Regions from separate parts of the Homo sapiens genome. Here region 2 is linked to region 1. The links are chromatin contacts, found by Hi-C in ENCODE. All regions are on one chromosome and are shown on one strand. Each heading gives the region's core, a stretch centred on a gene start or an enhancer-like site at or near the end of the contact. The rest is flanking DNA. Distances are from core to core; before and after follow the strand shown. Region 1 holds the start of LYPLAL1 (lysophospholipase like 1). Region 2 holds the start of WDR26 (WD repeat domain 26).

Region 1 (4,212 bases), core at 912-3,411:
CTTTAACAACATTTTTTCAGCCTCGAAGAGTAAGAATGCAGCTGCAAAACAACATCTATCCATTCCCAATGTCCACTTTTTAAAAAGCTAGTACTTTATTCCATAGTAAAAGTGTTAAAACTGGTTAACAGTATGGCAAAACTGAGTGTGATAAAACAGAATTGGTTTGCCCATATTCTAGTTAAGCAGAAACCAAACATCTCCTATAACATAACCACATACATTAAAGTTGAATGTAAAATCACTAGCTGCTAAAGACCTACTGGATGATAAAGACCTACTCCCAACGATAAAGATGATAAAGACCTACTCCCAATAAGGTTTTATTTACTTCAGTGGAGATTTAAATATATAGGAATCACATTATACTCGCATACTTGGCAGAATTCTTTGAATAAATTCTTGGTTCAAAGTACAAAGGAAAAAATACATACATACATGACTCTGAATTTTAGAGACATACCCTTACAGGTTATAAAAATGTAATCTGAAATTCAAAAAAAGGATAATTATTTTAAGCAAAGAGGTCCAGGGGAAAAAAGAACATAGTCTAGGAGTTCTTCCTAAAGATAATGAGAATTGATTATGAGAAAGGGTACAGTGTTGGGGAATTTCTGGGTACTTATAAATGAACACTCTTGGAGCCCTAAATAGTACTACCAGTCTCCTAGTTATTAAGTACCGCTGTCATCTTACACACGTCACCTTCTAAATATATGCCGTCTTTCCCTTTAAACACTATTGGACCTCTTCTTCCCTATCTCCAAAACAATATATCCTAGTTCAAACTTTTTCACCTTACCCCACCAAAGCCCTGAGTTTGAGGTCGGAGAGCTTTGGGTTCTAATCCCAAATCCGCCACTACTCACAGTAACAGCTAAGAGACCTTGGCCAAGCTGCTGAACCTGTCTGGCCTCATTTTCAAAATAAAGAGAATACCTCCCACAATTGCCCTTTTCCAGGTCTCTGCCCAGTACCTTTCCAATTCCCTTCCAATCACCGTCCCATTTAAGCCTACCCGTCTCGGCTCAAAGACCACTTTCTTCGAAAAGTCTGACAAGCTTTTCATCTTCCAAATGCCTTAATAATGCCTAACCACATTTTTTTCTCTTACAATTCACTTGGCAGGAAACCATGCACCGTCTTGTGATCTTCCATGCACTGCTGACTCAAACTAATTGGATTGTTTTTGTTTTTAACTTTAGGTAGGCCCCCTGAGGACACCGGCTGCATCTCATTTCTTTAAAAAACATTTCCTGAGAGCTTACCCTGGGCCAAGCACTGGGGGTGCAAAGGTTGACACAAGGGCCCTTACTCTCATAATCCAGTGGGAAGTTCACAATCCAGTGGGGAAGACAGACAAAAGTGATTACAGATGAGTGTTAAGTAACGATACAGCATTAAGCACACGTTACTAAGGGCAGGTAGTGGAAGATGCCTGTCCCTGGGGGTCCTGCCCCTGTAGTCTATCTTGGAAGTTTAATGACACAGGCGGGAAAGGGAAAGGAAGGAAAGAGAAGCAGCAAAAAGGAAAGTGAGAGAAAGCACTCCAGCCATGGCACAGTGGCTTACAGAAAAGAGATAATCTGTAAACAGTATCTAAGTTAACTGTGAATCTCAATTGTCTACATTAGTATGGGAGCCTGGAAAAAGCAATGGGCAATTACGACTGAAAAATCACTAGTAGCTGATAATGAAAAACACTAAATAATTTCCCTCTAGCAGAAGACTTACCTTACTAACTTGCTCTGTTTAAACTTGGGGCGAGGAATGGGGAGGTGTGTTGTGGGGATGGAGGGCTGGCTGAGCGGCGGGACACAAGGCCCCAAAGCGAGGGTGGTGGACCAGTGACCGCCCGATAGAAAGAGGAAGACTAACGGGGGAGGCTGGGGGCAGGTGGCGCTGCCCGTGCATCTACAGCCGGGGCTGGCGACGGGGGAGCCACCCACTGGGCCCTATTTGGGCCCGGCGACACCTCCACTTGGGCAATACTGGGGTAACCGAGGGGAGGATGTTTCCCGAGCTGTAGAAAACCAGGACGTAAAATTGAAATCCACCTGAGCCATGCAGGAAGATCAGAGAGGCGCTATGCCTCCCTGCCGGCGACACGATACAGCGCTGCAGAACCGACCCCGACGCAGCCGCCATCGCTGATGCCACTGCCAGTCATGCGGTTCCGCCCCTGCGTTGCCGCGCGGGGCCGCGCACGCAAATACGCAGGCACGCGCGGGAGCACGCCCGGGAGCGCGCATGCGCAGCGCTGCTGGCCCGCTCTCTGAGGAGCTTTCAATACTTTGGGGTCAAGTTTGAGGCAGTTGTAACTGTACTGAGTTTAGTTTTGCTAATAATGGTATTCTACGTGTGTCAGCCTCGTGTGGACTTCTGTAATGACTAATGGATATGTTTATATCCTGAGCATTTGCTGTAGGAATTTTAAATGCAATCCCAAAACTCAAGATTACCTTATTTGGAGAAATATTCGTGTTACTATGTTTAAAATTTAATAGAACCATATTTTACCTTTCACTTTGGGACTCGCACAGGATGTTTGCAGCTCTTGATATACAGGGTAAGCGAAGCATATAATAATAAGTTCTCTTCGTGTCTCTTATTTTTAATAAATAGTTTACAAAGCAAATCTAATTTAATGAGATTCTGCTTTATATACCCATTAGAATGGCTCTTATCAAAAAAACAGAAAATAAGTATTAGTAAAGATGTGTAGAAATTAGAAACCTTGTGCATAGCTGATCAGAATGTAAAATGATGTTGCGGCAATAGAAATAATTTGGTGGCTCCTCAACAAGTTAAACATTGACTTAGCATAGGTACTAGCAGTTCCACTTCTAGGTATATACCCAAAAGAGATGAAAGCAGGGACTCAAACAAATACTTGTACTTCAGTGTTCTGTAGCAGCATTATTCACAAGTACCAAAAAGTGGAAACAACTCAAATGTTCATCTACAGATGGAGAGATAAACCAAATGTGCTATGTACATATTGGAATGGAATATTATTCAGCCTGTAAAAAGAATGTGATTCGGATACATGCTACAACATGGATGAACCTTGAAAACATTATGCCGAGTGAAGCCAGACACAAAAGGACAAATAATTGTATGATTCCACTTACATGAGATATCTAGAATTGGCAAATGCATAGGGACAGAAAGTGAAATTAGAGGTTACCAGGGACTAAGGGAAGAGGGAGTTGGGAGGTTGTTGTTTAATGAGTACAAGAGTTTCTGCTTAGATAGTGAAACATTTTTAAAAATGGACAGTGATGATGGTTGTACAACAGTGTTAATAACTGCCAGTGAACTATACACCTAGTAAATTTTATGTGTATTTTACCATAATTTTAAAAATACTAAGAAATGGAATTATTTCCTGTATAAAGTCCAAAACATAGGTATCTTTTAATACTGAAGGCAGTGGCCCCAGCAGGTTGCTCTTGCCTCATGTAAAATTCAACAAAATAACCCAGTAAAAGCTTAAGTACCATTAAACACTGGCCTTCCATTCATTGTAGTCTGCATTACATTTTAGCAATTACAACTTACCTTTTATTTGTTCCAGGTAATCACCCTACTTACAGGTAAGTAAACTGTTTACTATCAACATTAGTTGCCAAAATCAGCTCTAAGCTATCATGGTGTTATATTAATAACAATACCATCAACAAGAATGGTCCTACATGCCATTAGTTAACCAAATCAAAAAGAAATTCTGAGTCATTTCTCCAAAGCCCATAGATCTGCAGCAGAGAGTTGTATAAGTGAAGTCCCTGAGGAGGACAAACTAGGGTAGGCTGAGCTCTGATAGCCAATTCTTAAAAGAAAAACCTCTGTCTTTTGACCTGCCTTCCCCGTATGAGTTCTAGATAACCTTCCCTAGCCAGGTGAGAAGAGGGCAGTGCTACTAGGAAAGACCACTTGGAGATATACAGGGAAGGCTTTAAGTTCTACTCTTAGAACTCCATTTACTACCTGAAAATCTTACTGTACACCACCCCACGCTTTTGAGACAGCAAAAAATCAGAATATAATTATTTAAGAGTAATGATTATTAATAATAATAAGCAACTAATATTCATGGGATTCAGTAGGTGCCAAAAACTGTCATAAATTAATTCCAATAAAACTCAGTACTATTACTATCTGCTTTTGTCAATGAGGCTCAAAGAGGTAAGGAACCTGGCTCAAAGTCAT
Region 2 (4,212 bases), core at 1,061-3,560, 5.3 Mb before region 1:
TTAGCAAGTTACATCACAAGCAGCCTTCGTGATTGAGGAGCCTAATAAATGACACCCACAATGACGGCTAGGAGAGTGGAAGTCAGGAAAGGCTCCCCTGAGGAGGTTTGAAATGAGCTGAGTCTTGAAAGACTGACTGGCATCAGACAGGTGAAGAAAAGACGGGAGAGTGTAGTCAAAGACTCTCAAGGAGAAATGAGCCAGTACATTTGGCGGACAGTAGACAGGTCCCTGAAGAGGAGCAATAAGAGATGAAGCCAAAAAGAAAGACTGAAAGCAACCTGTGGTGAGCAAGACAGAATTTGGATTTTATTCTGTAGGTAATGTGGTGTTACTGAAGGTTCCTCAGTGTGTAGAGTGGTATTTCAGAATTGTTCATCTGCACATAGACCTGAAACTTGGCTTTAGAAAGACCTAAAGACCCAGAGTTCAGATAACAGATTCTCAAGCTGTGTTTTAGTACAGAGAAAAATGTTCTGTAAGGGACTTTATAAATTCAGAATTCTAACACGAGCAGTGTTGGTTACCTAAAAATTAGAAAAACTGGAATATAGAGTTTAGATAGCAATGGAATCCAATTTATTTTTCATCATTTTACTTTTGTTAATGAAGTGTGAGCTTTGTCTGTAGCTGCCATGAAGTGACTGATTTCCTTTATAAAACCTACAGTCTTTATTCAGAAGCAAGTCTTCAATGTTGCTATGGGCCTAATAAATTATTATAAACCATTTTGCAAAAATTAAATTTTGCCTAAACAACACTTTTAATAATAAGGTTGTCTAAAGTTAATATACAAACAGGGCTCTCTGAGGGTGTTAACTATCTAGTAATTCAGGCTCTGCTGGATACAGTGACAGAGCTCTATGAACCTCAACTAGAACTCAGGTCGGCCTCAGGTGAATATAAACACTGTATGTGAGTCACCTTGCAATTACAGCTGCCACCTGGAAGCAAATTTAAGCAGTAAGAACTACAAAACCAAATCCCTGTAAGATCCTGCATTGACCTTCCTCTTACTTCTTCCTGTCTGAGGATCCATAAACCTCAGGATTCTTTACTAATTTCTCATCAGCATCATTTTTTATTGTATTTCCAAATTTAAAAACAACTGTCTCCAAAGGCCTCAAAATTACTTTCAGTTATTACTATAATAAATATCAGCGATGTATGATGTATTAATTAGAAACTAAGGTGTTTTTTTTCCCCTCCCCACAGGAAAACTACTTCAGAGAAAGACTTTAAATTTCTGAGAAAATCTTTATACATATTGAGTATAGATGCTATCAACCACATACATGAAAATAATTGTTTGGGGATAATGCACACCATTTGCCAATGATTAAGATTCAGCCCAGTCTTTGTTGCTGCATTTCTACATTCACATAAATTGGTAAGTCATGATGACACAGAAGGCTCACATGCCACGTAAAAATTTCAAGCCTGGATCTGAATGGGTGCCTGAATCCTTCTCAGAATGCATATTTTGGAGGCAACTGTTTGGTTTATGTTACTGCTCCCTAAACTGGGCAGTGACTCAAGAGGCAGCTGGAAGAGAGAAGGAGGTGCTGGGCAAGTGCTAAAAAAGAGTGAAGCCTCAACAGCAGAGTCCCTCCCCTTCTCTACACACCACACAGCCTTTTTGTGACTTCTTGTCCCCATAAGATATGCTCCTCTAGACTAACTCCCCTTCCCAGGGTGGAGCAGAGTCTCACCGGCTCATTATCTCACAGCTCCCGGGATGGCCCCGGGTACAGCAACTGTGTGGCACTTGGCTGTGGAAATTCAAGTTTTTCCACCCTAAAACAAGTAGGTTGTGAAACCCGATTTCGGTCCTGGTTACCATTGAGAGGGGCCTACCACAGCCCTGTGCCTGGAAGTTCCTGCCTGTCGAAGCTCCTAGCCCCCTGCCCCATCCTCACCTTCTGCACCTGATGGAGAAGGTGCAGTCCCTCCGCGCACCTTACATGCCCATGCCACACTGGTGGACTCACGCACGCACGCCAACTCTGCCATCCCATGCACGCCCGGCTTCGGAGGGCGGCTACGAACTTACTGCTCGTCGAGCCAGCCGAGCCAGGGCGCAAGGGGAAAGGCCCGAGCGGGGCCGGGGATAGGATCGGATAGGAGTCGGGGTCGTGGATGGGGTCGGGGCGGACCCCGCCGGCCCGCTGGCCTCCCTCCCCTGACCCCCGGGACAGCCCCCGATGCACGTGCTGGGTGACAGGCCCCCTATAGGTTCCATACCTGCCACCGGAAGTGAGTGAGGAGGGCAGTATAGGCATTTCCTGTGACGCGAGCGCCTGGACTCCATTAGGCAGCAGCTGGGGGAAGAATCAACACACCAGGGAGCAGAGCGGAGCGGATCCGAGGACAGAGGCGGCAGCTGCCTCCGCTGCCGCCCGCCGCCGCCGCCGCCGCAGCCACTGCCGGGGCTCAGCCCAGCGGCGGGCCCCGCGCCCCCGCAGCCGCCCCGCGGCGCCCCCCGGCGCGACCCCCGGGCCGCGCACCCCGAGCTGCCTCCGGGAGGGGGGGGGGAAAGGGCCCGGATCCTCCTTCTCCCCCTCCTCCTCCTCCCCCTCCTCTCACCCTCACCCTCACCCTCCTACCCTGACCCCCTCCCCGCCTCCCCGGCCCCCCTCACCCCGACCCTCTCCCCGGCCCCCGCCTCCCCTCCCCCGCCTCGCCCCACCGGCTTCCCACCACGGCCTCTCTCGGCGAGGAAACTCTGGCCTCCGCTTCCTCCTCCTCCGACTCGGACACCGGCGGAGCCTCCCCGCCCCCGCGGAAGAAACCCCGAGCCTCGGCGGCGGAGGGAGTAGGAGAGCCCGGGGCTTCGGCAGGCAGAGCAGGCCTCTCCCCTCCGTCCTCGTCGTCCTCGTCCTCCTCCTCCTCCTCCTCCTCCGTGGTGGTAGTGGTGGGACTTCCCCCGGCTGCTGCCCCTCCCGCCGCCGCTGCTGTCCCCCACCGAAGTAGCGGCCACAGCCTGGTCAGCGGCAGCATCATGCAGGCCAATGGGGCAGGAGGAGGAGGAGGAGGTGGCGGCGGCGGCGGTGGAGGAGGAGGGGGCGGCGGGGGCCAGGGACAGACCCCGGAACTCGCCTGCTTGTCGGCCCAGAACGGGGAGTCGTCCCCCTCGTCGTCGTCGTCCGCGGGGGACCTGGCCCACGCCAATGGGCTCCTGCCTTCCGCCCCCTCCGCCGCCAGCAACAATAGCAACAGCCTGAATGTCAATAACGGGGTTCCCGGCGGGGCGGCCGCCGCATCCTCAGCCACCGTCGCAGCTGCCTCCGCCACCACCGCCGCCTCCTCTTCCTTGGCCACCCCAGAACTGGGCAGCAGCCTCAAGAAGAAGAAGCGGCTCTCCCAGTCAGATGAGGATGTCATTAGGCTAATAGGACAGCACTTGAATGGCTTAGGGCTCAAGTAAGTATCCCTTACCGCCAGCTGGTGATGGACAGACCGAGGGACGGAGGCTCCAGGGGGGTAGGGGAAGGGGCGGAGGGGGGAGGGGGGCTTGAAAGAGCTCGGTCAAAGAGAATGAGTGCTGGGCACGCAGGACCCAGTACACAGGAGGACGCGGCTCAGGGCGACCGGGGAGGAGGAGCGGACCTGAAAGGAAATAGGGGAAAATCAATCAGTCTGACAAATTGTGAGACGAGACAGGCGTTGAGGGGTTAGGAAGGGTTAGGAGAAACCCAAAGAATGACTTCTCCCCACGCACCTTCAGAGCTTAATTGTCTGTCAATAAAGACAGATGCGGGAGTGTGTTTCTGTATGTGTTGGGGGAGGGGTGGATTAGAGCTGGTGGAAATAATGAACCTTGGAGGATTTGTTTTTCAAGTGTATCTTGGAGGCATCTTTGTGGGACACCTCCCCACCCCCAACCGTGGCAGACAACAACCCAAGCAAACTACCAATCAGGAAAGACAATCACCTACAAGTGTTTATGGGAACGGAGGGGCTGGGATCATTTGGAAAGAGGTTGTTGAATAAATCTGATGCGAATAATGAAGATACAGTGTTGATGTCGTTTAAAGGCCCTTGTGTGTGTGTACAAGAGGCCTAACCCTAACTAGTCTGAAATCTCAGTTTAATACCAAGAAGATGATCGCCTCTGAAAAGGGGACATCTGATCTGGTGAACCATTTGTTTTCAAATACAATTTAGGTGGCCTTGTATACCTAACATAGGGTGAAGGTAGACAGCGACCTT

What was found. Hi-C counts contacts between places; a loop is a spot of excess contacts on that map. Pooled maps may share reads with other maps.
Region 2: a loop to region 1 is called in a map with no recorded cell type, with 7 times the contacts of the local background. The contact joins the promoter of WDR26 here to the promoter of LYPLAL1 in region 1. A Hi-C loop is called at or near these places in 3 of 37 single-sample maps with no recorded cell type and 3 of 50 pooled maps.

Annotation. Positions count from the first base shown.
Region 1 is chr1:219,171,827-219,176,038 of GRCh38, reverse strand. LYPLAL1 (lysophospholipase like 1) reads right to left here and starts at 2,161. Exons shown (of 5, transcript NM_138794.5): 1 at 2,058-2,161. The coding sequence starts at 2,148. It overlaps LYPLAL1-DT (LYPLAL1 divergent transcript), which reads left to right and starts at 2,251. Exons shown (of 5, transcript NR_038845.1): 1 at 2,251-2,569. RefSeq lists enhancers at 1,871-2,200, 2,281-2,330.
Region 2 is chr1:224,432,895-224,437,106 of GRCh38, reverse strand. It overlaps WDR26 (WD repeat domain 26), which reads left to right and starts at 2,310. Exons shown (of 14, transcript NM_001379403.1): 1 at 2,310-3,423. The coding sequence starts at 2,702. It also overlaps a transcript of CNIH3 not described here. RefSeq lists an enhancer at 1,402-1,591 and a silencer at 1,932-2,331.